Linked DNA regions of Mus musculus: region 2 is linked to region 1. A link is a loop called in an ENCODE intact Hi-C map of the cell type or tissue named here. Cell type or tissue: gastrocnemius. All regions are shown on one strand. Each heading gives the region's core, and the rest is flanking DNA. Links, peaks and the distances in the headings are about the cores only. Region 1 overlaps Prkce (protein kinase C, epsilon). Region 2 overlaps Prkce (protein kinase C, epsilon).

What was found. Peaks named below come from ENCODE experiments on the same cell type or tissue, not always from the same donor. Only the 100,000 strongest peaks of a DNase experiment are listed, where the experiment ranks them.
Region 2: it touches region 1 in a loop (2.2-fold over the local background); 6 of 42 quality-filtered maps call a loop at or near these places.

Annotation. Positions count from the first base shown.
Region 1 is chr17:86,527,465-86,542,889 of GRCm38, forward strand. All of the region lies in intron 10 of Prkce (protein kinase C, epsilon), which reads left to right. Among named protein-coding and RNA genes, the nearest start is that of Gm30284, 90 kb to the left of the region's middle. In gastrocnemius, for the core only: a CTCF peak has its summit at 8,523 (motif pointing right); DNase peaks (open chromatin) are centred at 5,520, 5,979, 7,093, 7,787 and 1 more place; H3K4me3 peaks cover 1,255 bases; H3K27ac peaks cover 3,653 bases.
Region 2 is chr17:86,585,853-86,601,277 of GRCm38, forward strand. All of the region lies in intron 11 of Prkce (protein kinase C, epsilon), which reads left to right. Among named protein-coding and RNA genes, the nearest start is that of Gm52297, 76 kb to the right of the region's middle. In gastrocnemius, for the core only: no CTCF peak of the experiment used is centred there; DNase peaks (open chromatin) are centred at 9,492 and 12,194; H3K27ac peaks cover 4,388 bases.

The DNA of each region.
Region 1 (15,425 bases), core at 5,057-13,056:
GGACTTTCTCACCCAACACGGCTGGTTCCTCTTCTTCCTTTCTACCTCTGCTTTACTAACATCACGTGAGAGACAAATAGCAGTGTGTCTCAGAGGGGAAGAGGTGACACCGGTCAGGTGTTGCTTTGCATGAAGTCCCCCCTTCTGCCTGTTCAGCCACCTGTTTAAACTGTTTTCAAAAAGTTAATGTGTTCAGACTGCATGATCCTTTATGCTGAAAACACTCAGGTAAAATTAAAATACCCAGGAGTCTCCTAAACCTGAGAAACGAAGGGCAAGGCCACAGGAAACAAGGGAAATATACAGAAATTGATCCCCTTTGGATATACTAGCAATGAGCAATATAGAAGTGGAATTTTTTTTTTAAATTATGTGCCTAATAACACCAGAAATAAGTTTAACAAAAGATGGGTAACAGGTATGCAAAAATATTCAAAACATTCCTGAGGGAAATTAAGAAAGAACCAAACATAGAAATAGTCTATGCTTTGGGAATTGAAGGTTCAGTATTACTAACCCAGCAGTTCTCCCAGTGCATTTCTTGGTAGAAACTTACATGCTGCTCTTAAAATTCTCATGGAAATAGAAAGGACTCAGAAGAGGCAAACCCGTGTGGAAAGAGAACAAAGTATCATGTTTGCTGATTTCAAGGGTAGGATACTAAAGATCCACAGTAACAGACAGTGTGGCAGTGGGGACAGGACTGGTTATATGGGTTAGCAGGTCAGAGGTGAACTATGTTTGCGTTCATCAGTTTCCTCGTGGTGCCACAACCATCCACCATCAATAAGACTACCATGCTACAACCCAAAATGTACTCTCGGTGGGCAGTGTGCCTAGGGAGAAGAACCTTACATATGTCTTCCCACCCAGTCAACGAGCTGAGAATATTAAAGGCTGTGAGCAATGTAAGTGTAACGTTGTCTTTTTGCCAAGAGACTCCGTGGTCGAGAGAATTAGACATGAGAAGGGGGGGGGGAGCATAAACGTGAAGAGAATTCCTTTTGTCCGTGGAGGAAGCCACTTGGACTGCATGCTCGGACAAGTCTGCTCCCTCGACCTCTGGTTTCATGATGGGCTTCCCTCTGCCTTGCTCTTACTTGATCCCATACGTTCCCATGTGGTGTGCTTTCACCGTCATTTCATTCCAGATTTTGTTTTTACTTCCTCCCTGATTTCTTCAGGGGCCCAATCCTTATTCAGTAGTGTATTGTCCGATCCCCACGAGTGTGTGTATGTTCCAGGACTTCTGCTGCTGTTGGTTGGTGGTCACCTTTCCTTGGGATCAGGTGGGATGCAAGCAGCGACCTCATCCTTCCTGCGTTTGTAGGGCTCGCTTTGCGTCCTCACAGTCTGTTTTAGAGAAAGCTGCACGTGCTGCTGGGGATACCCTTTCTGAAGCATCTAGAGGAATGTTCTGTGGGCATCTGTTACGTCCTTGTGACCGATGGTGCCATTCCAATGTTTCTAACTCTTGTGGGATGACCCGTCAGTTTGTGAGACCGGTACATTGAAGTCTCCCAGTGCTGTTGTCCCGGCTCCATCTGCCCTTGTTCTATGAAATTGGTCACGTCTATGTTGCAGTGGTGTGTATTTAGAATTGTAACGGCCTCTTGATGGCTTGCTCCCCTCGTTGGTATCAGCTACTCTGCGGCTTTCCTCACTAGCTTGGCTTTGATAACCACTCTAGACATTAGAACAGCAAAACCTGCTCATTTTCTCGCTCGGTTCCTTTGCTTAAAATATCTCCTCCGAGTCTTCACCCTGACGTAGGTTGTGACTGTCTCTTGTGATGCAGTGAGCTCCCGGGAGACAACAAATGGATGATTGCTGGGTTGGTTTTTCTGTTTTTGTTTTGTTGTTGTTGTTGTTGTTGTTGTTTGTTTTTTAATCCAATCTAGTAGTTTGTGTCTTTTTGTTGGGGGATGAGACCGTTAATAATCAGAGCTATTATTGACGCTGTTTATCAATTCCTGCCGTTCTGTTGACTTTGCAGTGTTTGGCTTTCCCCTCCTTCCTCTCTTGCTATTATTCTAGTGTGGTTTATTATTTCCTTTGGCCTCATGGGTGGATTTGTTTTCTCCTCAGTCTGAAGGATTCTTCAAGTATCTTCTATACAGCTGGTTTAGTCGTCCCAAATTCCTTGAGCCTATTTTTATCATGGAAAGTTTTTATTTTTCCTTCAATTATAACCGAGAGCTTTGCTGGTCAGAGTAGCCTGGCTTGGCAGCTACTGTCCTTCTGACCTGGAAATTCATATGTCCCAGCCTTCCTGGCTTTTAAAGCTCCAGTTGAATAATGAATTATGGCCCTGCTTTTATATATGACTTGCTGCTTTCAATGTGCTTCCTGCAGCCTGTAGCGTTAGCACCATAACTATGCTATGTGGAGGGAAGGTTCTTTTCTGGTCTTGTACGTCTGTCATCTCTTTGTCTCACTCTGAGAACTTGGCTGTTATAATTCTTATAAGAATGTTATCTATTTTTCTCTGTTCTAGTAGATGTATACAGAGAGATAATCAGCGCCTACTCTCCGTAGGTCTGATGGTGGTACACATGTCTGTAACTCTAACTGTGTCTTCGTGCCATTTTAGCTGTCTCCTTCTTTGATAGCCTCAGTCCTTCTACCTTGTCTTCCAGCTCGGGTGCTCTGCCTGTTCCCTGGGAATCCCAGGAGCCTGCCAGCCCTTTCCCACCACCTCGCTCACTTCTGGTCCTGCAGATGGCCAGGCGGAGGTGAGAGGTGACGAGAGGCTCCACGGTGAGGAGCTCGCATTACTTGGAGTTTCGACTCTCTCCTTGACAGCTTTGTTGTTTTCTTCAAGGCAGTTTCTCTCCATGTCGCCCTGGCTGCTCTGGAACTCACTCTACAGAGCAGGTTGTCCTTGAACTAACTGAAATCTGCCTGCCTGGGCTTTCTGAGTCCTGGGGTTAAAGGCCTGTGCCGCCATGTCAGGCCATGCATGGACAGAGCTTCCAGCCAGCCTGTGGTTCTCAGCCTGCTTCCACAAAGGGCTCTGTCCCAGCTCGCTGAGCCTGTTACAGTCCTTGCAGGCTAAATGTTTACTGAGATACTGCCGCTGCTTCCTCTCGCTGAGTGTCAGTGGTGAGGTTGCTAGTCAGCCATCTTACCCAGAAGTCCCTAGGCATCAGCTCATATTTAACAAGGAAACTGACAGCTGAAGATGTGACCTGTTCAGTCGAGGCTGCACAGCAGGCTGCACCTCTCAAGTCTTCCCCTAGTTGTTTTCTTCTGTCGCACATTGTTTCAGCCAGCGGCTGCCACCTGAGTGTGGGTACTCTCGAGTGTGCAAAGCTACTGTAGGTACAGAACAGTCACGGGGCCATGAAACAAACTTCCAGTCCTTAGGAAAACCCATTGCCAATTTAAAATCCCTGTGATTTCAGATGAACACAGAATCCTAAGTGTGAGTATGTCCCTTTGAAATCAGCCAGCTCCGTTTCAAGCAGAGCTAAAACTCCTGGCTAAGGGCTTGTCTAGCTCCATGGTTATTCTGTCTTAGAAGGCTCACTCGTGCCTTGCATGCATGAGGCCTATGGGCAGTCCCTTCCTGGTCCCAGTCACTCTCGGGAGCTGGCATTTATTTTTGCACGTTGCTAAATAGAAAGTTCCTTTTGGGCTTCCATCAGGACTGGCTTCCCTGTGACTTGCTCTCTCACTCCGGGTATGCTCATCAGAATGGTGTTCAGTATGTCTAATTATGTGCCAGTCACTCGAGGTTCATAGTACAGGAGTCAGGAGCTCAGCAGTTTCCCAGACTTACCTCTGCTGTGCTCTGTCAGTGTGCCTCATATTGCAGGTCTTAGTTTGTTCATCTATAAAATGGAAATAAACTATCTACCGAAGCCACCCAGCACACCAGTAGGACGCCCAGGCTGCTGCTTGTTGGCACGGAACATGGATCTTTCCCTGGGCCATCTTTGCTATTAATATCCCTGGTCCTTGGCCTTTAACCTTTGTTATCTTTTCCTACCACACCCCTTTCCTGTCAGATTTTTACGTGGGGTGTACATCTTCCTTATAGAGACTTTCCATTCCATTCTTGACTTCCCATATGTCATTGGCAGGGTTTGCGTGGTCCTTACCCCAATCCCTTTTCTTTCCTTTTCACAGAAGGTATTGTGCAAAGACAAAATTGGCGGCAATTTCTGAGTTTTAAGTGTTTCTAGTTTTAGCTCTCTCTCTCTCTCTCTCTCTCTCTCTCTCTCTCTCTCTCTCTCTCTCTCTCTCTCCTTGAATCTATTCATTGAAAGGCTTCTCCTAGCCAGGTACAATAGTGCACACCTAATCTCAGAACATGAGATCCTGAGGCAGGAGGATTTCTATGAGTTCTATGCCATTCTAAACCACAGAGTGAGTCTCTGTCTTGAAAACAGAGAGGAGATGGTGTGAAGAAGAGGACTGAGAAGAGAGGAAGGGAGAGTGAGAAGCAGGGAGGAAGGTTCTAGAAGGAGGGGTCCTAGGGCAGGCACTGGGCACAGGGGCTTTGGAGCTCGGACATTGGAATTAGATTACCTAGTTCAGGGTCTTAGCAGGCCCCACCTCCGAGTCTCCATTTGTCCACCCCTTAAGAAGAGATAAAATTTATTATTTGTGTGTGCCTGCACGTGAGCCTGTGCATTTGTGTGTGCATTTTTGTGTAAGTGCCCACCGAATCCAGAAGACAGCATCAGACCCCCCCCAGAGCCAACATCACAGGATGCCAGGAACAGAACTTCTGTCTTTTGAAGAACAACAAGTGTTCTTTAGTTAAAACTCTTAGCTGCAGCCGCCTCCCCCTCCTGGGTACCATCTCTTTCATGCATTGCTTCTGAGAACCAAGCCACAGAAGTCACAGTGACAGTTATTCTTCCCCAAACCCATTCCACTGGGGCTATGTGAAATGGGAAACCCTGTTACAGTGATCTGGGGCAGACAGACTGTTCTCCCACCAAGTCCCTACCCCCACCCCGGAATTCCCAGCTTCTTTTATTGTAGTTTAAAATTATTGTTATAGAGCAGTGCAAGAACGGTAAGACCTGGCACAAGAAAACAAAGACTCTGTTCGCCGAGTGGCCCTGTGAACTGGCATTTCGTTCTGCTTGAGTTTATGTTTCTTACTCAAACTCAAATTGTCGAGAGTCTAGCTTGCTCTTCTCCAACATAAGAATCAGCTACCGACCTCTCCCGCCAAGGGCCTGTGGGGGCCGCCTGTGGGAAGAGCAGAACATAAACACCACCCTTGGGATTACCCACTGGCCGTTTTTTTGTGATGACTGTGATGCAGATGAGGGAGAAGAGCCCCAGACAGCAACGTCAGGAGAGGCAACATGTAGATTCTGACCCAACCTAGGACTATTTTCTCGGTTTGAAGTGGGAAAAGATCTGATGAACTGCTGCTTGGCTCACTGATCTAGAGGAAGCCTTAGGGAATCAATCACAGAGCTGTAGACAAAGCTGGCGGGGGGCGGGGTAGCTTCTGCTTCTTCTCTCCTGGGAGGACACAAGTGTCTAGGATGTAGTGGCCATGGCCGATTACACAATGCACCCGGTGGCCTCACAACCCATCCAGCTCTCGACCCTGGCACTCGCTGGGCAAGGGTGGAAGGAGTTGCCAATCCAGGTCATTGTTTGCTCAAACCAGAGTTCGGCCAAAGCTGCCAGGCAGTGGGGATTTTAATTCCCAGAAATCCAACTTGGAGACAAGAGGCATTAGGGGGCAGGGGGAGGGGGAGGGATGGTTACAGATGAAAACATCTAGTAAAGATGTTCAGAAAGACTGCTCGCTATAGCAATGGAATCCGTCTGTCCTTCTAGATGTCCCTAACTCCGTGGGTTAGGTCACACCGAATAACCCTGCAACCACTTAAAACGATAAGCTCAAATAAAAGTGTGCTCTCCATGTATCTGCACTTGGTTTCCTTTTGGCCAGAAGAATCTTCTGCCTCAGCAGGAGCCTCTTACGTCACTCAGGGATGAGCCTCTCCGTGTACCTTGTTTAAACAGCAACATGGCTTAGCCAATACAGCACAGAGCGTCCCACTGCCTGGTTGAAAAGAATACATCTTTAAGGTCCCCGGGATTGGAGGAGGCCAGCCCTCACTCATGGGGTCTTTGCAGAGATAAGCCAATCCGAGAGGCAGTTCGCCCTTGACTGTTTGCCCTTACGCCTGTCCCTTGTGGCATTCTCAAGCACTTGTGTCTGGCCTGGGCCACCGGCCTGCCTCTCGTACCTGCCTGCTTAAGGCAGCATCTGAATTATTTTTGAAGCAAACAAGCAAGAGTTGTTGAATGTTCAGAATGCCGGTGACGGTGCGTCTGGTTAATATACGAGGTCTCCTTATCGCTTTCCGCTCAGGGTTGGACATTTGCAACCTTACCATCTAAAGGGAGCAAACATTCGGAGTGAATAAACTGAATGGTAGTCACTCTGTGTTCCGTTCATTTCTTTGTTTGCTTTTGTTTTGAGACAGAGTTTCACTATATAACCCTTAGTGGTCTGGAACTTGCTTTGTAGACCAGACTGGCTTCAAACTGACAAGAGATTTCCCTGCTCTGCCTCCTGAGTGCTGGGATTAAATGCATGTGCCACCACCCCAACCACCAGCATATTCTATATTTTATTAATGAATATGAGAACATTTCTTGGGCTCAGAATTATTCACTATTGGAAGTTGAGAGAAGGGCCATTTGGTCCAACATATATTTTCTCTGAAGGACATAGTGGTTTATTACAGAAATGTATTTCCAGTCCCCTTAGAACTGAAGTTAACAAAATGGATAACCAGTGTAGGCCCTCCTGCTCCAGTCATGATGTGTGAAGTCACACAGGCTGGCCTCTTCATGAGCTTTGTGTGAACAGCCCAGGAGCCTGCTATACTGGAATATCATTGCTGCTCACAAATACGTCATGACACCCACTGTAGATGAGGCTTGAAGTGGGTCTCAGAGTCACCATGGCCCAGGTGACCACACAGTCACTGTGACTGAGAGACTTTTGGAGGGAGACAGGAAAGCCACTATGATCAGTGGTGCCCTCTCATGCTAGGCACACAAAGATGGCTTTGCCTCCCAGGTCCCTGAAGGCCACTGTGGCAGAGGATTCAGAGCCAGAAGACCTTGGGCTCACCAGGGTCCCTCTACCCTCTCACTGGTGTCTACCTGGTGTTCATCCCCGGGACCCAAGGATTCACGGATGAACCTGTCAGTCTTACAGTCAGACAGAAGGTCTGCTTGTTTGTTTCTGTAATGGTTTGCTCTTCATTCTGTTTTTTTGTTTGTTTGTTTGTTTTGTTGTTGTTTGTTTGGTTTTTTTGTTTTTTGTTTTTGAAAAATTAGTTTGTTTTATTGTCTCTGATTCCTCCCTGGCCAATGTTGTGGTTAGCCCAGTGTCCCAGAGAGGCCCTTTCAGTCAGTTTATGGAAACTGAGTCCTTCCTTAAAATGGTTCCTGTAGACGGGCTGGAGTGGAGCTCAGTACTGGAGCCTGTGCTTAGTGTGGACAGGGGCCTGGGCTTAGCTCTGAGGATGGGGGGGGGGGGTAGCTCAATGGGACAGCACCTGTCCAGCATGCCTGAACACCGGGGTCTGATACCCAGAATGACAAAGAAAAAAATGCATGCTAGAGAAAATTTCAGTGCCTCCTTGGCACCTAATCGGGGCTGCCACCTGGTCACCTCAGCACAGGGCTGGCAGTCCTGAGTGTCCTGTTGGCACCTTGCCCCCATTCACTCTTCAGTTAAATACTCCTTGCTAGGAGTACAGTGCTGTTGAGGGCTGGGGACGTGAGTCGAGCCAGCTAGACGAAGGCTCCTGCTGAAGACAAGATGGAAGGCAGGGCTGAGAGCCAGGGAGTGTGCTGTGGTCTCCCTGTGGGTCTTCCTGGCACATGGATGGGCTTGCTCCATCCAGTCAGTCTCTTCCTGCAAGCCACGGGCCGTGTGTCATGAGCGTCCCGCTAGATTGCTAAAGCTGTGCTTGGGAATTAGAAACAGGACACAAACTGAGGACTAAGCAGTAAACGGGAAAGCCGGAAAGGATGCTGCCTGGGGTTCTCTGAGACCCACAGCAATGCTCTCCTTACTGGCAGATTGCATTTCCCCTCCCACTCCTGACCATAGGTCCTTTCATTTCCTGTATCCTTTTCACTAAATTGAAGGATTAATGTACATGTTATGCACTTAAACAAAATGCATAGATATTCAAGCAGTTTCTCCATCTTACTAGATAGATTCTTAGCATTCACATTAAGAATGGCTAAAGGGGCCGGGCAGTGGTGGCTCACGCCTTTAATCCCAGCACTTGGGAGGTACAGGCAGGCAGATTTCTGAGTTCAAGGCCAGGCTGGTCTACAAAGTGAGTTCCAGGACAGCCAAGGCTACATAGATAAACCCTGTCTCGAAAAAGCAAAACAAACAAACAAACAAAACAAAAAACAAAACAAAACAAAAAAATGCCCAATGGAGAAAAGCGAACAATTTTCTCCCTACAGACCTTACCAAGTATCTTGCAGTTAACCATTTCAGCCACTAGGTGGCGAGAGTAGTTAGCAAGGCAAGTGGGTCTTTGTGACTCATCCAGGCAGGAAGAGGAGACTGGAGACCTAAAATAGTTTAACTGAGCGAGGTGACCAAACGGGTGCCGTTCTAGAAGGATACACTCTGAAGCTTCTGGTTTCCAGTATTGGCAAATATTTCCTTTCATATACAAAATTCTAAAGTTAGACAGGAAGAAAAATAAGAGTAGGACTAGCTCTCAAAAAGCAGAGCCGTAGAAGCTTGCCCTGTCTGGTCCTACTTTTGTCTGTTTGAAACGAAGACGCTGAAATAATTTCTGAGCTCATAAGCAGACTACAGTGTCTGCAGCTGCGCTCTAAACCCCACCCGGTGGGGACAGAGCTGTTTGGAGCTCTATGAAACAGGCCGAGTTTGTTTGTTTTTATTTTAAATAGAAGTAAACCGCGCTCCCAGGATAGAGAGCCCAGCTACCGTGCTACTCTGACCATCTTGAAAACTGACAAGAAAGAATTTGTCAAGTGTTTGGTCCGATTGAGGTCTCACTGTTTTCTTCTGGGTGATTCCTGTTCGGTAGGAACGGGAGCAGCGCTTTCCTATCAAACTCACGATAGGAACCCGGGGAGAGGGCGGGAGATACATTTGTAATGACTTCACAGAATTTCCCTTCCTCTGTGAATACCTGTCCCAGGCGTGGGTCCTCAGATTCTCCACTGGCTAATGACATTTTAGTGTCTATGGAAATCATTAACTTCCCTGAGAGACTCAGCCTCATTCCTTTGATAACTGAAGCTGCCTATATCGCAGCGATGCATTCCTCCGTACTCCGTACTCTTTGGTAGTCACCAGTTAATCAGATTTCCTTCTGCTGATACTTTCTTTAATAAGAGGTATTTGGTGATGACGGAGGGGCAGTTCTAGCAAACAAAGGGTTTAAACCCAGCCCCAGGGGCTCTGGTTACGGCAGCCCACACCCGATGCAGAGCCTGACTGAATGCTATCGCTTTTCTAGATTAGATAGAAGAATTAGGGAAACATTTTTTTAGGATACCTATGGTCTGGTTTTGGTGACAGTTCATACAGTGGGAACTAGAAAATGTTGCGCTGGCCTAATACTGATAACAGAAAGTATTTTAGAAGGCAGCACTCTATTTACAGTTTTAGTAGACTATCTTTTATTTATTTACTGTTCATATCATAAATGTAAACAACGTGTCACCCCACAAGCACCCTGACGCGCCCTCTCCCCCCACTTCATGTACCTTTTTAAAAGATTTGTTTATTTATGTTGTGTGTATGAGTGTTTTGCCTGCATGTATGACTGTGCTCTACATGTATGTATGGTCCCTGCAGAGGTCAGAATAGGGTGTGGGATTCCCTGGAAATGGAGTGGTTACAGATGCTTGTGAGTCACCTTGTGGGTTCTGGGATATGATCCCAAGCCCCCTGCAGTAGCTACAAGGGCTGCTAAGCACCAGCCGTCCCTTTAGTGCCTCTTCTGGCTCTGTTGCTCTTGTGATCCACCAAGCCAGGTTCTTTCTGTGGGATCCTTAGTGTGACACAATGCTCTCCTTCATCCTCGCACGTGTCTCTGTCATGGCCCAGGCTGTGGACATTGCCATTACCCATGAGTATGGGGGATAAGGGCTGGGCGGAGCCATTGCTGTTGCTACTGAGACCTTCAGCGGTACACGTCATTTGCAACCAGAATATGAAGGAGGGGGACGGTGACCTACTTTCCAAACTTGCAAGATCATGCTTGAATCTATGTGACCCTTAGACATTCTTGACCTTTCCAAATTTTTTATCTAAATTCTGCCCGATTTCAGAGCTGGGACTTGATGTTTTATGATAGCGATTCTTCAAATTGTTCCTATTCAATAGGTTTTTTTTTTAAATGGCAATCAGTAGTGGTGATATAGTCCTGAACGATACAGAATTAAGCAATAACCAGTGAGCTCTGTCTGTGGGGCCACCGGAGAGGCTCGGGTGGTGTGGCCAAGCCTGGATTCTATCCACACTGCCACACACTCCCCCCCCCCCCTAATTTTTAAAGGTGTCTATTAAGAAAGAAAAATGGGAGAGATGGCTGTTTGAACCCTGCACCTTAAAAGAATGCTGTCTATCTAGTATGCTTTGGTCATATGGAAGTGGTTATCTCTGAAAGTCCACTGAGAACCTTAGTCCAAAACAATAGTTTAGTCTGTCTTGTTTTCTCACATTCTTTTGAAATTCCTTATTTCCCAACAAGGGGGGAAGTAGGTGTCACTTAGGCGACCACTTTCTGAGACTCCCCGAACAGCACGCAGTCACCTCTCCTGTCCTCTTAGGCTCCTGGGTTGGAGGGTGAGCATCGCCCAGCTAGTGAAAGCTTTACCTAATTCTGTCCATCAGAAGGCGGGAAGGCCATCTGCGTGCGGGGACCACGCACTTCAGGGCATGCGTGCTGAAACTGTAACTACACTTCCGAGAAACGGCTTTTCAGATGTCAGCAGAATCCCTTTGCTTTGCCCACTCCAGAATTAGATACTTCTGTTGGGTCTTTATCTTCAAGGTCAAGATCTTGTCTTGTGGAGTGTTTTTGAGACAAGAGTCTCACTCACTATGTAGCCTGGCTGGCCAGGAACTCATCTCGGTCTCTAGCTCGGAGATGCTGGAATTAAAGGTCTGTGCCACCCCACTTTCTCTCCCCCTTTTATTAATGAGCACACAAAGACAAGATAATGCCTCTGGCCTCCTGGAGTTTCCAGTTTCTCTCCCTCTCCCTCTCCCTCTCCCTCTCCCTCTCCCTCTCCCTCTCCCTCTCCCTCTCCCTCTCCCTCTCCCTCTCCCTCTCCCCCTCCCCCTCCCCCTCCCCCTCCCCCTCCCCCTCCTCCTCCCCCCTCCCCCCCCTCTCTCTCTCTCTCTCTCTCTCTCTGTGTGTGTGTGTGTGTGTGTGTGGCCTTTGGAGGCCAGAAGAGAGCATCAGATTTCCTGGAGCTGGGTTAAAGACAGGGCAGCAGGGAGTTTCCTCTCATAGATGTAGATGTGGATGCGGATGTAGATGTAGATGCGGATGAAGATGTAGATGTAGATGCAGATGCAGGTGTAGATATTGATGTTGGGAACTAAACTGAGGCCCTCTAGAAGAGCAACAAGTGCTCTTAATCCCTGAGCCATCTCTCCAGCCCTTGAAGCATCAGAAACATTGGTGAAGGCAAGCAAGAAAGATAAGAGAAATTAAACTATTTCCAACAGGAAAGTTGCCATAAAATAGCTGTATTGTATTTCCAGTCCATAAGTAATCATAGACATTGTAAGTTCCATTCCTGATCCCAGGAGCATACTGAATGGCTCTTTAGCTGGCCATACCGTCTTCTGAAAAGCTTGCTTGCTCTTGCCTAATGCAGTTGGAGCTGGTAGCCCTGAGTGTGCCTTTTAGGACTGCCCTTCCTTTTAAGAGTATGCCTTCCTTCTTGTCTGCCCATCTGCAAAAGTCCAGTGTTCCTCCAGGTTCTGCTATTGTGTAGCGTTCTAAAGGGCGAGGAGATGGAGATCCAGCCTTCAAGTGGACCTCGGTCCTTCTCTGGGAGAGAATAAGGTGGCAGGCCCTGACATAGAAGGGGGTACATAAGAGGGGAGAGACTTCCAGGCTGCTGAATGATGAGATAAAACCTGTAACATTGGGGAAGCGGAAACCTTTGTGACTTCCTTCTCTTTGTCTCGCTGGATCTGTTTCCCCAACACACCCATGGGGATGCCTGCTTAGCTGCAGTCACCTCCAGGCCCTAGGGGCTGGGAGCCACATATGTGAGATTCACCTTCTTCCCCTCCCTCCCTTGCTCCTCAAATAGATAAGGAAGGATAGAACTGGTCAAAGCCTTTTGGCATTTGGATTTTGCAGTTACCAGGGAAAGAGGCCAGGAGGCCATCAGCTTCAGCTCAGAACTCCAGACTTACGCTCATCCGGCCACCTCATATTACCCGTTACATTGTGTTCAAATGAATTGTGAAAATAAGTTATCGCCGCTGTGCGGGGTGCAGTTTACGGACCCATCTGTCTCTGCCTCTCATAAATTTCCCTTCCAGATGACCACAGCACGGCAGAAGTTTCTGTCTGTGCTGGTAAGCGGCAGGCAACTGTTGTCACTGGCTGACCTCTGGTTAGAAGTCCGTGGGAACCGCATCGCAGGCTTCATTGATGGGGTGGAATAGTTAGTTCTGCGGCGAGGTCTGTCTCAGGGTTAGAGGGAAGTGCTTGCGGATATTTGTTTCAGTCCGTGCTTTTGGTATTTTGACCAAGTTGGCACTGTTTTATCTCATCCAAACAGAGATACATGACAAAGGACAACTGCTGTTGGCTGACTCCGGTTCTGTGGATGCATTCAAAGAAGCGGTGTTGCTTCTATACATGGTCAGGAGTTAGAACTGCTATAAACTGCTTCCAGGTAGATGAGATTAAAAATAATAAAAAGATGAGTAATTTTTAATTACCTTGCTTGCAAAATAGTTGGATGTTACTGAAGTACTCAAGAATGCAGACTCTTAAAGTATCTTAAAAATGTATCATTCAAGCAATAGATTTCTTTCAAAAGATAAATTCCCAGTTGGTCCTTAATACCCCCATGCTGGCAGGGCATGGAGCAGTGTTATAAGACGTGGATGTAGCGTGAGTGAAGTCCCGGTTTCATCCAACATCACACACGAGCGAAAGGGAGGGTTATATCATCAAACTGTACTGGAATCGGTGCCGAGTGACTGCTGTGCACTGTGTAGTGAGCCTCTGTTCCTCTGAGCAGTTTGGCTCTCATGGTTTGGTGTGGTGAGAGATGAGTGGTGCTTAAAGCATCAGTTTAAAGCTGAGAGAAACAGCCTGAGGTGGCATCTGAGAGACCTCGCTGCCAGCTCTGGAGAGACTGAGCCCCAGGCAGTGAGTTGTCTTTGTTGGCCTTGGGCTTTGCTGTCTCACAATCTTCTTTGTCCTTTCTTTATGTTCTGTGTATGGGGTTTGGGCCTGGCCTACACAGGAAAGCATAGATATGACCTGGTGCTCTGAGAGAAAACTGTGGAACAGGTAGGATGAGCCTTGGAGGCATTCAGCTGGCACCTAGCATAGGCTCACACAATTCCTGCTGAAGACTGGTATTTACAAGCCGTATTCAAAGCCTCCAGTGAGTCTAAAGCAGCTCTTGGAGGTCCAAGGTAAAGGATTGGCTTATCTCTAAGAAACCGGTTAACTTGATCCTTACTTAGCCATCCTCCTGCCTTGGTAGACTGACAGTGCAATTCAAGGTAAAGCGAACCGTAAAGGTAGCATGCACGGGAAGTAAGCCAGCGACCAACGTTAAATGCTCCCAGGTCAGTGTTGCACAAGTACACACCCTTCTTACATAATTCTATGCTTGAGTGGAGGGTTTCCAGACTGGCTTAACGATCCCACCCTTCTCTGAGGAAGAACGCGGCAGACAATGGAAAACCCTTGAATGGTTTGCCTCCCACTTTGCACTGTTGATGGGTAGGTAGCGTGTGGCTCTGATAGAACACACTGACCGAAAGTAACTTGAGGAGAAAGGGGGTTGTTTCAGTTTATAGGTCACAGCCATCACTCAGGGAAGCCATGGCAAGAACTCCAAGTGAGAGATCACAGAGGGAGGGACTGGAGCCCTTGGAAGGGCACCTCCTTTTTATTTGTTGGTTTGTTTGTTGGTTTGTTTTTTGAGACAGGGTTTCTCTGTGTAGCCCTGGCTGTCCTGGAACTCAACTCACTCTCTAGACCAGGCTGGGCTTGAACTCCAAAATCCGCCTGCCTCTGCCTCCCAAGTGCTGGGATTATGGCATGTGCTACCACTGCCCGTTTTTCTTATTGTCTTGTTTCCCTTCAGTTGCCTTTCATATTTAGTCCAAACCCACCTACCTAGAGATGGCACCATCCACAGCGGGCAAAACCCATCTACATCAATTAGCCATCAAGAAAATGGCCTGTAGAAATGCCCACAGGTCAGTCTGATGAGCCAATTCCTCTCTTGAGATCCCCTCAGCCCCCATGTATTATGTTGACGATAAAACTAACCAGGACATGTAGGAGCAGCCATTGAGATTTACAAAACAGAAAGGTCACACAAGAGTGTAACTTAGTCCACATGGAGACTGAAGAGAAGGCATTGGCTTGGGTGAATCCCTTGAGGAATCAGTCATCTGGACTGTAAGCATGCCCGTTCTGCTAGTAAAGGCTTCAGAAAGACAGACCAGGGGCTCTTGGGAGTCAAGATCTTAATATGTTGCTGCATTGAGTGTCTACAAAATGGTGTCCACTCACATTGGTAGCTCAGTGTCAGCTATGTGGAGTAAAGATACGGTAAACACATCTATTTGGTAATTGTTTATAGATTGAATGTTTCATGCAAGGACTTTAAGAACTGTGAAAACCCATTTGGAATATGGGCAAAACCAAACCAAACCAAACCACCACCACCAGACTAAATAACAATCTCTGACATCAGAATGTAAGGTATGACATAAGGTTGGCAGGTACCAAGTGGGCTTAATAATCAGACGGGAGGTTAAGGTCTCTGCATTAGTTCAGAATAGGGCTGCCTTCATTTGAAACTAATAGCACCAAGAAGAGAATGGAAAGCTTGTGTAGAGAAGGGCTTGGTGCGCTCCCCGGGAGACTTGAGAAGCCCCAATTGTAACCAGTAGTGGTGATTTGGGAGTCAGCTCCCATCGGGAGGTTGGGGAGATCAGACTGGATTGTTTAAGTGAAGGTTTTAGGTCAACATACAAAGTAATGAATGCCATTGTGGCCTCTTCACGTACTCTGTCCTCATGCATTCCCCTCCCTCACTCCCTCCTCCACGCCCTCTTCCCTCAGATTGCAATCTAGTTTACCAGAGGACTCGGGGCTGGGGATGCACGCTAACTTTCACCATTTAAA
Region 2 (15,425 bases), core at 4,980-12,979, 58 kb after region 1:
AGACACCTGGAGCTTTAGTTAATTAATTCCAGATGACAAGTTGACAACCAAGAAGGGCCATTGTCACCTCTTTATTAATTGCAGTAATGTTCTCCTTCTGCCTTGTTCTTTTCATCAACATGTGCTAATGTGTACAGTAATGCTACACAGTGTGCTATTTTAATCTATGCATGGGAAATGTGCTTCTGTCCTCAACTTACTGACGTCGCTATTCTACCTTCAATTGAAAAAAAGAAAGAAAGAAAACTTTCATGTGTGGAAGAGTCCAAACATCCCAAGTATCCTGAACTCTTTTTCAATTAACTCTTTTATATCTGGCTTGCTTCCCTTGATTGTTTCCCTTGCCCTTGGTCACACTTTCAGTCTGCTTTGTCTAAAACTTAGACAGGTATGCCTGTCTTGTTTCAGAAAAAAATTGCAGTTTTCACAGGTTATATAGCATCCTTTTTATTAGTTTTCGTGTATTTCTTTTTATCGTCTATGAACCTTCATGTTAAAATTGGTTTCTTGTAGACAATAACAACAACAACAACACACACACAAACACACACCTGGCGGGGGGAGGGGAGAAAGAGAGAGGTTGCCATTAGTAATTGTAAGATGTATCTAATTTCAAATTCGTTAAAACATGAAAACCAAGTGTCTAGGTTCTAGAGTCTGTGACTTTATCAGATCCCATCTGTCCCTGCCCCTCCCCGCCCCTCCCTGCCCCAGAAGGTTTGGAGGATTAAGTAAGACAAAGTGTTTAAATACTTAGCAAGTTATTTGGGTTGGCAGTAAAGCACCACCTATTAGCCACTGCTGTGATTACTATCTAATTGCTCTATGGAGCTCATAGCTGATTTACACATTCCAGCCCCATCTCTGTCAAGGTTGGGCGGAACTACCCTAACTGTGTAGCGATCCAGTTCTACATTACTTTTTCGTAGTCACTGTGAGCACCTCTTTTCATGTCTGTTCTACAGTCTACCTTTAAATACAAAACTCTGAAGTCAAGCACCCTTGTGTTTAAATAACAGGCTGTCCCTTACTGACCTAGGGAGTGTCTCTTTGTCTCTTTGAAGTTGGAGTTTCCTGACCTGTAAAATGTTTACACGGTACCTTTCTTATAGAATGTGCTCAGGACCCAGTAGGTGATAGCATGGGTATTATTGGTATCAGTGGTCATCAAATGTCCCCTCTAGGCAAACACTCCCTGGACTCAATTCTCCTCTCTATGCTCCTCATAGGAACGCTCTGGGTCTCACAGAGAAGCTATCTAAGGACTTAAGCCTTAGCAGAGAACATGCCCTGAAACACAAATCTCTACAGTTTTCAGCCATACATTTGGGCATGAGAAGATGGCATTATGTTCTGGTATGTGTCATGTAGGGGGCTCCCTCTCAGCACAGGCTAGGGCAGTTCCCAGACTCCACGGAGAATTCTTTGAGTGACAATGACAGCGGGAGCATGACAGTAATTATTCCTCTCTTACCCACTGTAAACCCATGAATCCAGAAGCTGTATGGCTATGCTGTTCACCTCCGTCTTCGCTATTATGGATGCCCAAGCTGGGTGACCATGTCTCTTCACCTCTGCAGCTTTCACCCCAGAAATATTCTAGATACTATTTACTTATTCATTTTCGTCTACTTAATTATTTTCCTCTTACGTCTGATTTCTGGATCTATAGCTTTGGCTTAATTTGAGTAAATCATTGTCTTTGTTTGGCAGACATTTTTAATGTCAGAACATTTGCCAGTCTGAGTCCTTGGACCCAGACAAGCAGGGGAAAGACACTGACAGAAAAATCCTGTAGTATTTGGCACAGGTTCATAGGAATAGTGGGTGCAAAGCGAGGCTTGCCCTGTGAGGAAACTTCTGAGTTTCCTGTGGTCAGGGGGCTTTGTTGTAAATTCTCTGAGTCAAGGCTGTGATTTTCCCAGAGACTGGACATTGTTCGGTCAGAATGATTAGAAACATGGTGCTCCTGGAACCCAAGGCTTCTGGGGAAATCTAAACGTTTCCTTCTTTCCAGGACTCACATTGTCATGCCTTATGAGTCACTGAGAATTCTGGTATACTTTCATCAGCTCAGATATGCATGTGAACATGTGGATATGGATCATATATGCTATATGTCTGTCTGTGTGTATATATATATATACACATAGAGAAAGTATGATGGCAATGTGAATTTTTATATGTTCATAGATATGTATTTATATATAAAGAGAATTATAGCAATTTGCTAGATTACTTAAGCCAAGAAGGCAGAATTTGGGGAGAAATAATTGAAGCCTCAATTATATATAGTGTTGTGTCTGTGTGTGTGTGTGTGTGTGTGTGTGTGTATTACATATACTATATAAAGTATATATAGTAGTGTATATCATATAACATAGCAATAGTGTGTGTGTGTGTGTGTGTGTGTGTGTGTGTGTGTGTTTCAAGACCCCAATTCCTAAGATCATGTGTCACAGAAGACCCCTAGGAACCCTAGACCGCAGTCCCTTAAAGGTTCCCAGCCTGCCCTTAGTGGCCCTCCTTGGGGATCATGCTGCTGGACGATTGCTCCACTTGATATATGATCTCCCACCCCACCCCACCCCCTTAGAAGAAGGGAGTTCCAGCCTCAGTCTTGGGAACTGGCAGCTTCTACATGGGTGGAGCAGTGAAGATGGGGTCTCTAGCCACCTAAAGCCTAACCAAGTTGTCTGAACTCGACCTGTGTACTGAGACTTGGTCTCCTAGCCTGGAGTGCTGCAGTCAGCTGACACTGCTTTCTACTCCCTCCAGGCTCCCAAGAAGTAGTCACCATTGCTGCTGAAAAGCCAGCCCTCGCACAGAGAAATGTGTATTCCTTAAAACCCAGTGGAAAGTGTTTACCCAGCCAGTGCTGCCCACAAAGGTCGCATGGCAGGAAGGACACACTGAGGATAGCAAAGCATCCAGAAGCCTGGGTTTCCTTGTGGGTTACCCGGGAGTCACAGAAGGGAGGGAGTCCTTTATCATCACGTGTGCATGTACAATCAGTGGCATGCAGGGGACTCAACTGTGTGCATTACTGCTCACTCCAGAGCTCCCATGTTTGCTGTGTCAGCCTGAATAATAAAACAGTGTTTTAGATCAGATTGGAGCAAGAGTCAGCTATAATTAGAACCCCTTTGGAACCAGACCCAGGCTGCTTTCCTCTCCATAGCTAGCACCCATCATGAAGGGCACTGGGAGGGAGGCCTTCACCCAGAGAAAGTGATGCCTTTGTCTCCTTTATCCCTGGTGTAGGATTCTTCACCTTTGTTTTCTTTTCAATAAAGAACAAACGAAATTCCTCAACATTCAGAACTCCCTCCTACTCAACCAGGGGCCAAAGGCTTTAGACGATGGGGCTTTTAATCTCCCAAGAACAGGGTGTCCAAATGCAGCTTCCTGAAAAGGTCAACAAGCTCAGGCCTGGTAGCTTTGGGATTTCCCAGTGTGGGTAGGGACACTGTGCATACTTAGTCTCAGACTATCTCACCTCCAGCATTGAGTTTCCAGCTAAACTGTCTGCCCTTGGAGATCCAGGACCATGAATTCTTCTCTCAGGTGCCCTAATGTGCCTGATTTAGGGCTGTGCAGAGTAGCTTAGACAGTCAGGGCATAGTACCAACCTGACAAGCCTAGATGCTCTGAGGAATGTCTCTCAGAGTAGTGGACAAGGTAGGCATAAACAGTAGCGACCGAAATCCACTGGATTATACTCCCAACAGGATCACCATGACCAGCAAGCCGTCTGGTAATCATGGCCTGGCTGTTTTCATCCTACTTATGAAAAGGAGATGGGCAAAATGCTGAGGTGGCCTGGTACTTCTGGTCTGGTACTGCTGGCGTCTTGGAACAGTTCTGAAATGAGAAAGTAGAGTATCCTGAGTAGATGTCCCCCCATCATGTCCTACAAAATTCCTACTGTGTGTCCTCAGCTCAGTGATGACACCCTCAAGTGCTGGGACTTGGCCTACATCGCCATCCTGCAGACTGCCTGTGCTCACGAGGCAGGTGTGTAATCCACACGCTCGCCCCTCCCCCAGGGCTTATGAGAAGGATGTCTGTTTAAGGAGAAGCCATCCCTGAAAGGTTGACTGGGAAAACAGACATAGACACATCCTGTGCTGAAGTTGGAGGAAGCTGGAGTAGCAAGTGAAACCTGCAGAGGCTTGGTTAGAAGAGGAAAAAGAGAGCCAGCTAGCAGGAAGCTATTGCACTTGGGATATCCAAACAATTACATGGTGTGTCTTTTCTATCATTGAAAAGGAATCCAGGAGTCAAGAAATGTATAAATGGGCTGACAAGATGGTTCAGAGCATAAAAGGTACTTGCATAAAAGGACTCAATCCCTGGAACCCACATGGTAAGCAGAGAGAACCAACATCCAATAGCAGTCCTCTGATTTATACATGGTACCATGGCATGTACATACATGTGTGCATGTACACACATGTTCACATACACATACACATTCACACATGCGTCCACTCATATACATGTGTCCACACATGTATACATACTCGCACACATGTGCACGTTCACATGTGTGCACGTGCGTATATACACAGGTACACAGATATGCACATATGCACACAAATGTGTACTTAATAAATAAATACAATTTAAAACTGTCAAGAAATTTGTAAGTCAGGTTTCACAAAAGAAAAACAGTAAATAAGCATTTCGACTTTAAAGCTAAGAACACAATTTGGTGTTTGAGTGAAACGGGAAATTATTTTTTAAAACAAAAGAGAAAAAGTCTTGGCTATCAAAAGAATTGTAAAATCTGTCAAATAAGCTCTTCCAGAAAGTGGGTGAGGGCTGGGAGCTGGGGGTGCTTCCATTTTGCCACAAGAAAACACAGTGTCTTGGTTTTGGTTTTTAAAGAAAACATGTCAGAGTTTACAGATCCTATAATACTCTTCTCAGGGGATTTTACACTCAGGACAAAAATATAGCTTTTATTTTGAATCATATTCTTCTCTAGGTTTTTAGACCAGTCTTTATGTCTACAATTTCTAAAAACGGTTTTATATGTTAAAATATATTTAGTAAAAGGGGTAGCTTTGAAATGGTGGACTCTGAAAAAAGTTTCACATGAAGCCTAGAAATCACAGTCAGAACTCTCAGCTCTCGTGGTGCCTTCTGGGAAGGCCCAACCACAACCAGGCAGTGGGGCACACAGCTGTGAGGTAGACACACCCAGGGGACCTCAACACACAGCTACATGGCCTTCCTTGTGGCACCCCAAGTTCTCACTTAAAAACTAGGCTAGGGGTGGAGAGATGCTTCCGAGGTTAAGAGCACTTGCTGCATTCTGAGGACCAGCATCAGTTTCCAACAGTCACAAGACAGCTCACAACCAACTGTATATAATTCTAGCTCCGGGGGATCTGATGCCCAGTTCTGTCCCCCACCAACACCACGCACACACGTGGTACACAGCCATACCTGCAGGCCAAACCCTCATGCACATAAGGTAAGTCATTAAATTAAAATAAAATGTAAAAGCTTGGATAGCAGCAGTGCCCAACTTGTGGTTACGGTGACTACTGAAGGAAGAATGCTTGGGAGAAACACGCAAGCCATTGTTATCCTTTCAAATGCCTTGACACGGAGTCAGGCTACACGTAGGAGCTTGTTGGCTGTACCGGTGCTGGCAAGGATGCCAGATTTGGGCTTGAATGTCCATCCACCTGTATTTGGAAAATAGCATGACCTGAAGTAACCGCAGAAGGACAAAAAAGCGTTTCTAATTCTTGATCTTGTAAAACTATTCCCAGCTGGGGTCCACTCCCTCTGAGGTCAATGCCAGCTCTATTGGTCTGGGAGACTGTGATGCTGAACAACACAGGGCACAGGGATTAATGAGAACACGCAGGAAAAAAAAATGCTAGTAAGAGGCATGGAGAATTGAAGAATAACTGATTGGAGCCAGGGAATCTCACAGGATTAAGTGAGAGGACGGCTTTACGCAGTCAGCACAGGTAGACGCGCCTCTGTGGTGCCGTCCTTTAAGGAGATAAAGCACTTGTTCCCATGATGAAGGCAAGCATGGCTCAGAGGAATCTAGAGAAATCCACCCACCGAGGAGAATGCATATGTGGGTGATTGTGGGTCAAGGTGGAGAAAGAAACTGACCAAAGCTGACCAAATTGGCAAAGAAGGTTTGGAAGACAGACTAGCTCCTGGCAGCTGTGGGAAAACCACACTGAACTTCCTATAAAAATGCAGAGACCGATCCCAGAGATACTCAGCAAAGGCAATGCTGTCTGAGACCCAGTCGGAGGAAGTGTGATCCTCAGAACGCATGGTGGAGGAAGGAGAGCAACTCCTGCAGGTTGTCCTCTGACCATCACAAGCTCCCTGTGGTGGCCTGATGCATCCATGCAAACATCCCCCCCCACACACACACATATGCAAATAAACAGTTTTTAAAGATTTAATTATGTGTATGAGAGGTATGTACCTGTGAATGCAGTGGTCTGTAAAGAACCCTGAGAACTAGAGTTCTGACCTGGGTGCTGGGAACCAAGAGTATTCTGAAAGATAACGATTCAAGCTTAACTCTGGAACCATCGCTTCAGCTCCAACCCCTCCCCCCTCTTTCTCTCTATGCATGTATGTGTGTGTGTGTGTGTGTGTGTATTATATTTGAGTGTATTTGTATGTATATTTATGTGTGTATGTTTGTGTGTGTATATACATGCTCACAGAGGTCAGAAGAAGGCATCAGATCCCTGAGAGCTAGAGTTACCTAAGTTTATGAGACACCCTATGCTGGTGCTGATATCTAAATTCTGGTCCTCTCTGGTCCTCTGATAGAGTGGTACCTGCTCTTAACCATGGAGTCATATCTCTAGCCCCCAGATAAATATTTTTTTTAAAGAAGAAACCTGACAAGGTTTTTGTTTTTTTTTTTGTTTTGTTTTGTTTGTTTGTTTTTTGTTTTGCATCATATAGAGTCAATACTGGTTTCTGGAAAGCTTTGAAATAACAAAAGCCAGGGGTAAATGAGATAGTACTCCATGGTTCCTACACTTGAAGCTGGCTTCAGAGCTTCCTAATAGGAGGCTCTGAAGAAAAACCAAAAAAGGTGGCCTTAGCTAAAGCTGGACATGGAAGGATGGCACAGGGAAGAACACCTTGCCCTTCTTAGGGAGGTAGCTAGGCATTAAAACAAGGTTAGGACCCAGCCTGGTCACTGGCCCAGGAGCCCAGGAACCTGGGACCCTCTCCTCAAGTAGGACTTGATCCAAGCCCCTCCCCTTCGAGTAACCTGCAGATAGAGCAAACACTCTACCTTAGGGTGCTGGCAATGAGGAGGATCAGGATGGAGGAGGAAGTACCGGGATCCGATCTCCTAGGAGACCAAGTAGCACCCCGAGGTTTTCCTGTCTCTGGCTCAAAACTCCACAGTAAACATGATAAAATTAGCAGAGCTAAGTAGGCATATTTGTGGGTTTGGAGGCATAGTTGGTCCTGTTTTTCTCCAATTTGACCTAACTGGAGTTCACTGGGTATGTAATGGAAAAAAAAAAACCCAGCTTGATATAAAAACGCAGGAAATGCCTTCAGCTGCTGCTGATTACAGTAGCAGCTTTCCTTCTGTTATTTTTGTGGCGGGAAAAAGAAAAAAAAAAAGAAAAACAAAGCTACACCCACCAAACACACACACACACACACACACACACACACACACACACACACACACACACACACACCCCTAAGCAGTAGAAACAAGCTGGATTGTTAGTACTTTTTACGGCATTCTTGATTCTGGCTAAATGATGTCACTTTATAAAATGAGAAAGGAGAGGAAGGCATTTAAAATCTCATCAATACAATTTCTGCACGTGTAATACACAGCCACCGGTTCAAAGTTTAGTCGATTGGCCCTGGAAGTTGGAGAATTCTATCAACTTGCATCAAAAGTCGATCTGCCCAGGACAGGTTCAGGTTTTCTCGTGATGCCTTCTTGTATCATGTGCTGGGGGAGAGGACACTACTCACAATTGCTTTCCTAGCATCCATCACTGCTTAGCAAATAAAGCCACGCCTGCAGAGAGATGCTTTCAAACCTGACTGAGAAGCACACTGGATGTTCTCACAGAACAGACATGTCTGGCTCAGGCTGGGGAGTGTAGCTCTGTGCTAAGTGCTCGCCTACCGCGCACAAAGCTGTTTGGTCCTGGGCACTGCTTTTCATAATCCTGCAATCCCAGCCCTAGGGAGTTGAAGGCAGGAAAAGCAGATGTTCTAGGTCATCCTTAGACAGATAAGGAGTCCAAGGGCAGCCTGGGCTTCTTGACACCCTACCCGAGAATTGAGGGGAAGAAAGAGAGAGAAAGAAGGAAAGAAGTGTGCTAGATTCTCACCAAGGGAAGCTAGCAGGGAGAGAATGAACACAACCACCCAGTCTGTTGGTACAACTTAGTTAACACGTTTTAATTTTGGCTTCAGGATTCACAGTTTCCTGTTGCTGTCGTGTACATAGAGTCGTCAATGCCTATAACACTATGTCTTTAAGAACGACATATTTGCCATGTTGAGATTTCCTGGTTTTCACTTGGGTCCACCTGTGAGGCCACAAGTCTTCATTCATAAAATTCTAGGAGATCCTGGCAGGACAGCCAACGACTTGGGAAATTCAATTCCCCTGCTCAGGTAGAAAGTGGAACTGACTTAAGTACCTGCCATGCTTTGGAGGAAATATGCTCAACTCAGTACTTCTCAATGAGAACAGGTAATTCTTATGGGTCCTCTAGCACCGAGGTGCTCAAACACTAGGGACAGCGTTTGGCAATGTCTGGACTTGGGCTGTTGGAACCTAGCAGAGCTGGGATATGGAGGAGATGCGCATCCATACTGAGGGTACTACAACCGAGAGCTACCAACCCAAGCTATCAGTACTGCCAAGGCAGCAAACCCCGGCTCCAGCCCTCGAGTTCTATGATCATGTGATTCCCCAGGCTTCGGGAGCTGCTGTGTTTCAAAGGCCTCCTCTGCCACCACGGATCTTAGGTGGAACACAGCCAGATCTGCAAGTGGGCACGTCCTGTAGGGTCTGACCAGGTTCTGGAAGGCTTTTTGAACCGTAAGAGTCAGAGAAGGCAGAAGGCAGAAACTTGTACCTGTCACCTCCTTTCCTTTCTCCCATCAGGAAATCTTATGATTTCATTTCCACACTGTATTGAACTCTTTTCCCCCCAAAGGATACCACCATCTTTGAAAAATCAAAAGACTCTTTCCCCCATATATATATATATATATATATATATATATATATATATATGTGTGTGTGTGTGTGTTATATAATGTATATATTATATATAATAATATATAATATATTTATATATTAATATATATATTAAGCCAAGAAAAATAATTAATCTACCCTGTAAAAACTAGCATCTTCTAAGTCCTTGATTAATGTGTTAATGGAATTACTGGTGTGACTCTGGCACTTCGCCTGTGTCCAGAAGGCAGTTACAAACCCAACTCGGGCAATGATGAAAAGCAAGCCATCTAAGTCACCTGTAACACGTCCCTGTAACCCACGCATATCTACTCCCCCTGAAGAAGACCATCTCTCGACACAAAATGTTTGCTACAAGCAAAAGTATTTTAAAGTCATTTTAGCCATCAAAACTTAATTTAACCAAAGCATTTTCACGTCCCCACCCTTTCAGCTTCTTTTATGGGGTGTCCATGCCAGTAAATGGTTCCGTGTTCTTGGGGTTTAAAGGATTAAGAATACACAGGTAGTCGGTCGGCTTTCCTTTCTACCTTGGCACGCTCGCTCACTGTAGACACTATGGTTTATGGCCTGTTGGAGCCAGACTGCCTTGAACTGTTTATGGCGTAAGACGAGTCTGAGGAAGTCTCTCCCCAGGCTCTGAAACAGCCCCACCCGGCTGACAGGAGTCTCTCATTCCATTCTCTCTGACAGCAGGGGGCCAGTACATTTCCTCCCAATCTCTGAAACCCATGGGCAGATTCCTGCAAACTCCTGCATGGTCTCTACAGCCCCACACAGGAAGCCTGAAACATTATAGATGCCCAAGGGATATTTCTAAGACCTGGGATTGTCTTGGCTTATAAGGGAGTGTTCGAAGATGCATTGGTCAATTGATTGATAAGAAATCCTGGATTAATGATCAGGCTCGCTATTTTTGCATTTACTTGATTTTGTTTGCTTGGAGGCAGATCTTGCTATGTAGCCTTGACTGGCCTGTAACTCTGAGAGATGTGCTCTCCCCTGCCACCCCAGTGCTGGGATTATAGGCGTGTACCACAAACACCTGGGATTCATGCTCACCGTTTGTTTTTAATCTAAAGTCCTGAGGATTGTTTATTTTTACTTTATGTGTATGGGTGTTTTATTTGCATGTATTTCCGTATACCACATGCATACAGCACTGGAGGACACCCTGTAACCTGAGTTTCAGACACTTGCTACCTAGTGGGTTCTGGGAATTGAACCCGGGTCTTCTGGATAAGCAAGTAGTTGGTGCTCTTAGCCACTGAGCCATCTTTCTAGCTCCAGCGTTCGCCATCTTTAAGAAAAAGATCATCTAGCACCAGACACTCGGAACCTGTCAGTACCCGCATTTGATATGAAAACAGAGAAGCACACACAGAGAGCTTCAGGGGTTCCTATACCTAAATAAATATGGTGTGGCAGAGCCTGATCCTGTTGTTTTCTTTTTTAACATATAATTTATTTTTACTTTATGTTCACTGTATTTTGCCTGCATCTATGTCAATGTGAGGATCTCAGAAGCCCTAGATCTGGAGTTACAGACAGGTGTCGGCTGCTACGTAGGTGCTGGGAATTGAACCCAGGTCCTCTGGAAGAGCAGCCAGTGCTCTTAACCTCTTAGCGGCTGAGCCATCTCTCTCTCTCTCTGTCTCTCTGTCTCTCTGTCTCTCTCTCTGTCTCTGTCTCTCTCTCTCTCTCTCTCTCTCTTTCTCTATTCCTCCCTCCCTCTCTCCCTCTCTTCACTGCACAAACGGGTACTTAACTCCATTACTAACTGGAAACATTCCTGTCGATTGTCAAGCCAGGTATTCTCCATGGAAAATTGGGTTCTGTTCTCCCTAGTAAAATTTTGAGGAAAGGTTCTAGAGCTCTTCAGCAGACTGTCTCGCTGTTGGTTGTTGTACTACTGCCCAATGGACGTGTCTCCATGGAAAATTGGGTTCTGTTCTCCCTAGTAAAATTTTGAGGAAAGGTTCTAGAGCTCTTCAGCAGACTGTCTCGCTGTTGGTTGTTGTACTACTGCCCAATGGACGTGTCTCCATGGAAAATTGGGTTCTGTTCTCCCTAGTAAAATTTTGAGGAAAGGTTCTAGAGCTCTTCAGCAGACTGTCTCGCTGTTGGTTGTTGTACTACTGCCCAATGGACGTGGTCACTTAATCCCTCTCCGGCATAGACACTTAAAGTTAAAAGCAAGTTGATTCAAGTTCATAGGCAAAAAGAAAAAAAAAAGAATAGCTAAGTCGAAGGAAAGGAGAAGCTTTACAAAGGAAAACACCGGGGGCTTCTGTTTTCTTTGTCTGTACACTGCTTAAAGGAAACGCAGAGTGACAGGCTAGGGGGCTGAGTCTTTCATGTCTGAAGCTGTTGTCTCCAACTGTGAGGCAACAGCTGGCATCTCCGAGGCGGTTAGGACCCATGACATGATGAGGGTGAAGGAGTGGGAGGAGGGTGTCCCAAGCAGGACCCCAGAGTGAGGAATGGCTGAGCGGGCAGAAGGATATCTCAGTCTCTTTACCACTGCTGGATCTCCAGCGATTGGGATGCTATGTAGGTTCTAACTTATCCACTCTTCAAGAGTCTTAGGTGTTTAGTGGAAAGGATTGGGCCTTTCTAAACCTCAAGTTGCAGAGAGTTCATGAAAAACACAGCTGTTTATAATATATATTACTTGTTAAAAGGCAAACAAACCTAAGTTGGGACTGAGTTCAAGCAACCCTGCCCAACTGAACTTGCTCAGAGGTACTGAGCTGAGTTCTGCTTTGCTCATTTGTGTGTGGTTGAGGTTGAGCCCAGAGCCTTATACACACTATGTAGCCACAACACACTTCAGCCACCCCCCAGCCCTTCAAGGGAACGTCAAACTATTTGCCTGTTAATAAAGAGACACTAGTGTTGGACGGGTGCCAATGCTGTCATTTTCATCTAGGCATTGTGTCTTGAGACATAGTGACCGCCATCAGAAGATTGTCCGTCCGTAGGCGTTCTCTTTTTAGAAAGCTCTACTTTTCTTTCACGTGTATGGGTGTTTTGCTTACGTGCATGTCTGTGTACCATGTGTGCACAGTATCTGTTCAGTCCAGAAGATGGCATCAGATCCACTGCACTGGGGTTAGAGATGATTGTCCAACTACCACGTGGGTGATGGGAACCAAGAGCAGCAAGTGCCCTTAACCAGTGAGCCGCCTCTGCAGGCCCGCGAGCTCTTCTCAACAACAGTGCAATGTAGTCAGGGGCACCTACATCAGCACTGAGACTCTCTTCCACCAGGAAATCTTACTGGATCAGTTGGCTGGTCTCTACCCTATAATGTTCTGCTTATTCTCTAAGTAGAGACCTCTATCCATAGGTCTCTATCCATAGATCTCCTTAGGAAGGTTCTCAACCTTACAACCTTCTTTCTACTTCATAACTGTAACTTTGCTACTGTTATGGATCATAATGTAAATCTGATAAGCAGGCTATCTGATGCATGAACCTCGGAGGGGGGCGTGACCCACAGGTTGAGAACCGCTGCTTTAGCATCTGTGTTTCTGGGCATTTGGAGGTTGCACTGTGATTTGTGGACACCCATACTATGTGAGCGCACATGAGACCCCCAACCCTTCCGGAGGAACTCTGGGCAATTGACAGTTGTTGAGTGGAAGACAGACATTTTTCTCAGTGGTGTAAGCCCTGGTAAGAAAGATACAGTACTTTTGTAAATATGTCTTTATCCATCCTCCTATACATAGCCCCAAATAAACCCATTCCACACACACACACACACACACACACACACACACACACTACACACACACATACACATACACACACTCACTCACACACACACTCATACACACATACACACACACTCACTCACAGACTCACTCACTCACACACTCACTCACACACTCACTCTCACACACACTCACACTCACACACACTCACACACACACTCACACACTCACTCACACTCACACACACTCACAACACACACACACACAACACACACAAGTAAGTAAATAGGAAATATAAGATAACGAACATCTTGCATTTGTGTATTAATATCTGGATTGTTTCTGGAGAAGCAGTTTGCTGTGGCACACACAGAGAATCTTTAGGAGCTGTCTTGTTACCATGCACCTCTTGTTGGCTTCAGCCTTTAACTGCCTAAGACTTGTTCTCTGCAACCCTTCCTCAGATCAGTCCTCTCACCGTGCATAGTTCTGTGTCAGCATCTAGGGTTTAAAATAATAGGAATATGAGTGATGGAGAGATGGCTTAATGAGCCCCAGCTACTCTTCCAGAGGACACAGGTTTGATTCTCAGTGCCCACGTGGTGGCTCACAGCCCACCATAGCTCCAGTCTCAGGAGATTCACTGCCCTCTTCTGGCCTCCATGGGTATCAGGCAAGCAAGTGGTACGTAGACATGCAGGCAAAATATCCATATGTACATAATAAAATAATTTTTTAATTGAGAAAATAGGAATTTCAGTGACTGGTGATTGCATTTATCAAAACATTCACGAAAAGTTCTTTGGAGAGAATGTTAGGAAAATGATCTGACCCTGTAACAGCTCACCCACTCTGTAGAACCCAGCCATCCACAGCTGGAAAAGTGGCATTGCCTCCGTTATGTGGTTAACAAAGAGGACTGAGTTTGGTTCCTGACATACCGTTGTCTAGAAGGTTCTTTCAAAGAAGTGATATTAGTGGCTATAGACATTCTGGGTAATATTGGCTAGATTTAAATTAAAAGTTTGAGTTGAAGAGAATCAGATTGTCTGAGAGGGAGGAACCATCTGAGATGTTCCTGTGGAACCAGAGCTCAGCTGTGACAGGCAGACTGTGAGTAAGAGGTAGGGAGCAACCCGTCTTGGAAGATTTACATCACAAGGAGGGAAACACATTAGTCACTTCATCAAGATGAGTGCTGCCGATTTAAGGACTGTTTTCAGTGTCTTTGAATAATTTCTTTCCCCCAAATCCATTGCTGCCAATAAACACGAACAAACAGAACCAACTTTTACAGTATTAGAGACACTCACATGAGTGAAGATCTTCCCCCACCCCATCCCCCTAGAAAGCCTATGTTAAGCCTATGACACGAGTCTCTCACAACTCACTTTTGGATCAAACAAGCATGAAAAATCAAGTCTGACCTACAAGTGGTTGTTGCCATCATGGAATGAAGGGGGTTGAAATTGAGTTGTGTTTTTTGTGTATAAGGGGAGAGCTTATTTTAAATGATTAGAAAGTACTTAAGACAAGTTCCTCCGTACAGGTTTAAGCAGCTTTCTTGCTTGCAGTGCCGAGCATTTACGGTTACTTCAGCAGGCTAATGCTCATCATGTGGGTCTCAGGACAGCGTTGTTTGGTTAGCTGGGCATCAAAGACTGAGCACAAGCAATGTTAAGTTTCCAGAAGAAAACTGCTCAACCTGTCTTTCTTTAGTAAGTATTCCACAGTGTCTGTCTTCTTAGAAGTGGACAGAGTTCCACCAAGAAGAACTGTCTGGGTCTCTTCTTGGTCCCTGTTCATTCTAAAGACACAAAGTCCTTATTAAGAGCCTGCTCTACTGTAGAGGAGTGCTCTACAGTCCAGAGTGGTGAGCCTGGTGGTGGTCCCTTATCTCTTCTTCAAGAGCCTCAGTGCCCAGTAAGGACCTTCACCCTTCACGTTTGCTTGTGATGAGTTCCAGGTGACTTGGATCCCTAAGAGAGGTCTTGAACCTCACTGTAGGGAGCCCACACATGCTTCCTACAGGAATGGGTGAGAGTCAAAGGCTGAGGACAAGGGGAAAAGCTCAAAGTGAAAGCTTGCATTTGTATCTTCGACGCTGGAAGTTCAAGTCTGTATTTCTCATATAATACCATATTTAAAGCCTTACCCTGAAGGTTCTCTCTTACTCTCTTAACTTCTTGTGTCCTGCCTCCAAAGGTATAGCACAAAAGTGCTCTGTGAAAGTATTTGACAAAAGATGGAGTTGCCTCCCCTCCTCCCATAGGCATTCATAAGGGGTGATAAAGAGGCCTGGGAGAAGGACTGAGTGTTGAAAGACCAGAGGCATGGAAGTAGGGAAGGAGCACCCCAGAGTACAGGCCAGGAGGACCATGGACAGTCTGCACCAGGAAGGAAGCTCTTGTTCCGGACGACATCCCCTAAAGCGTGGG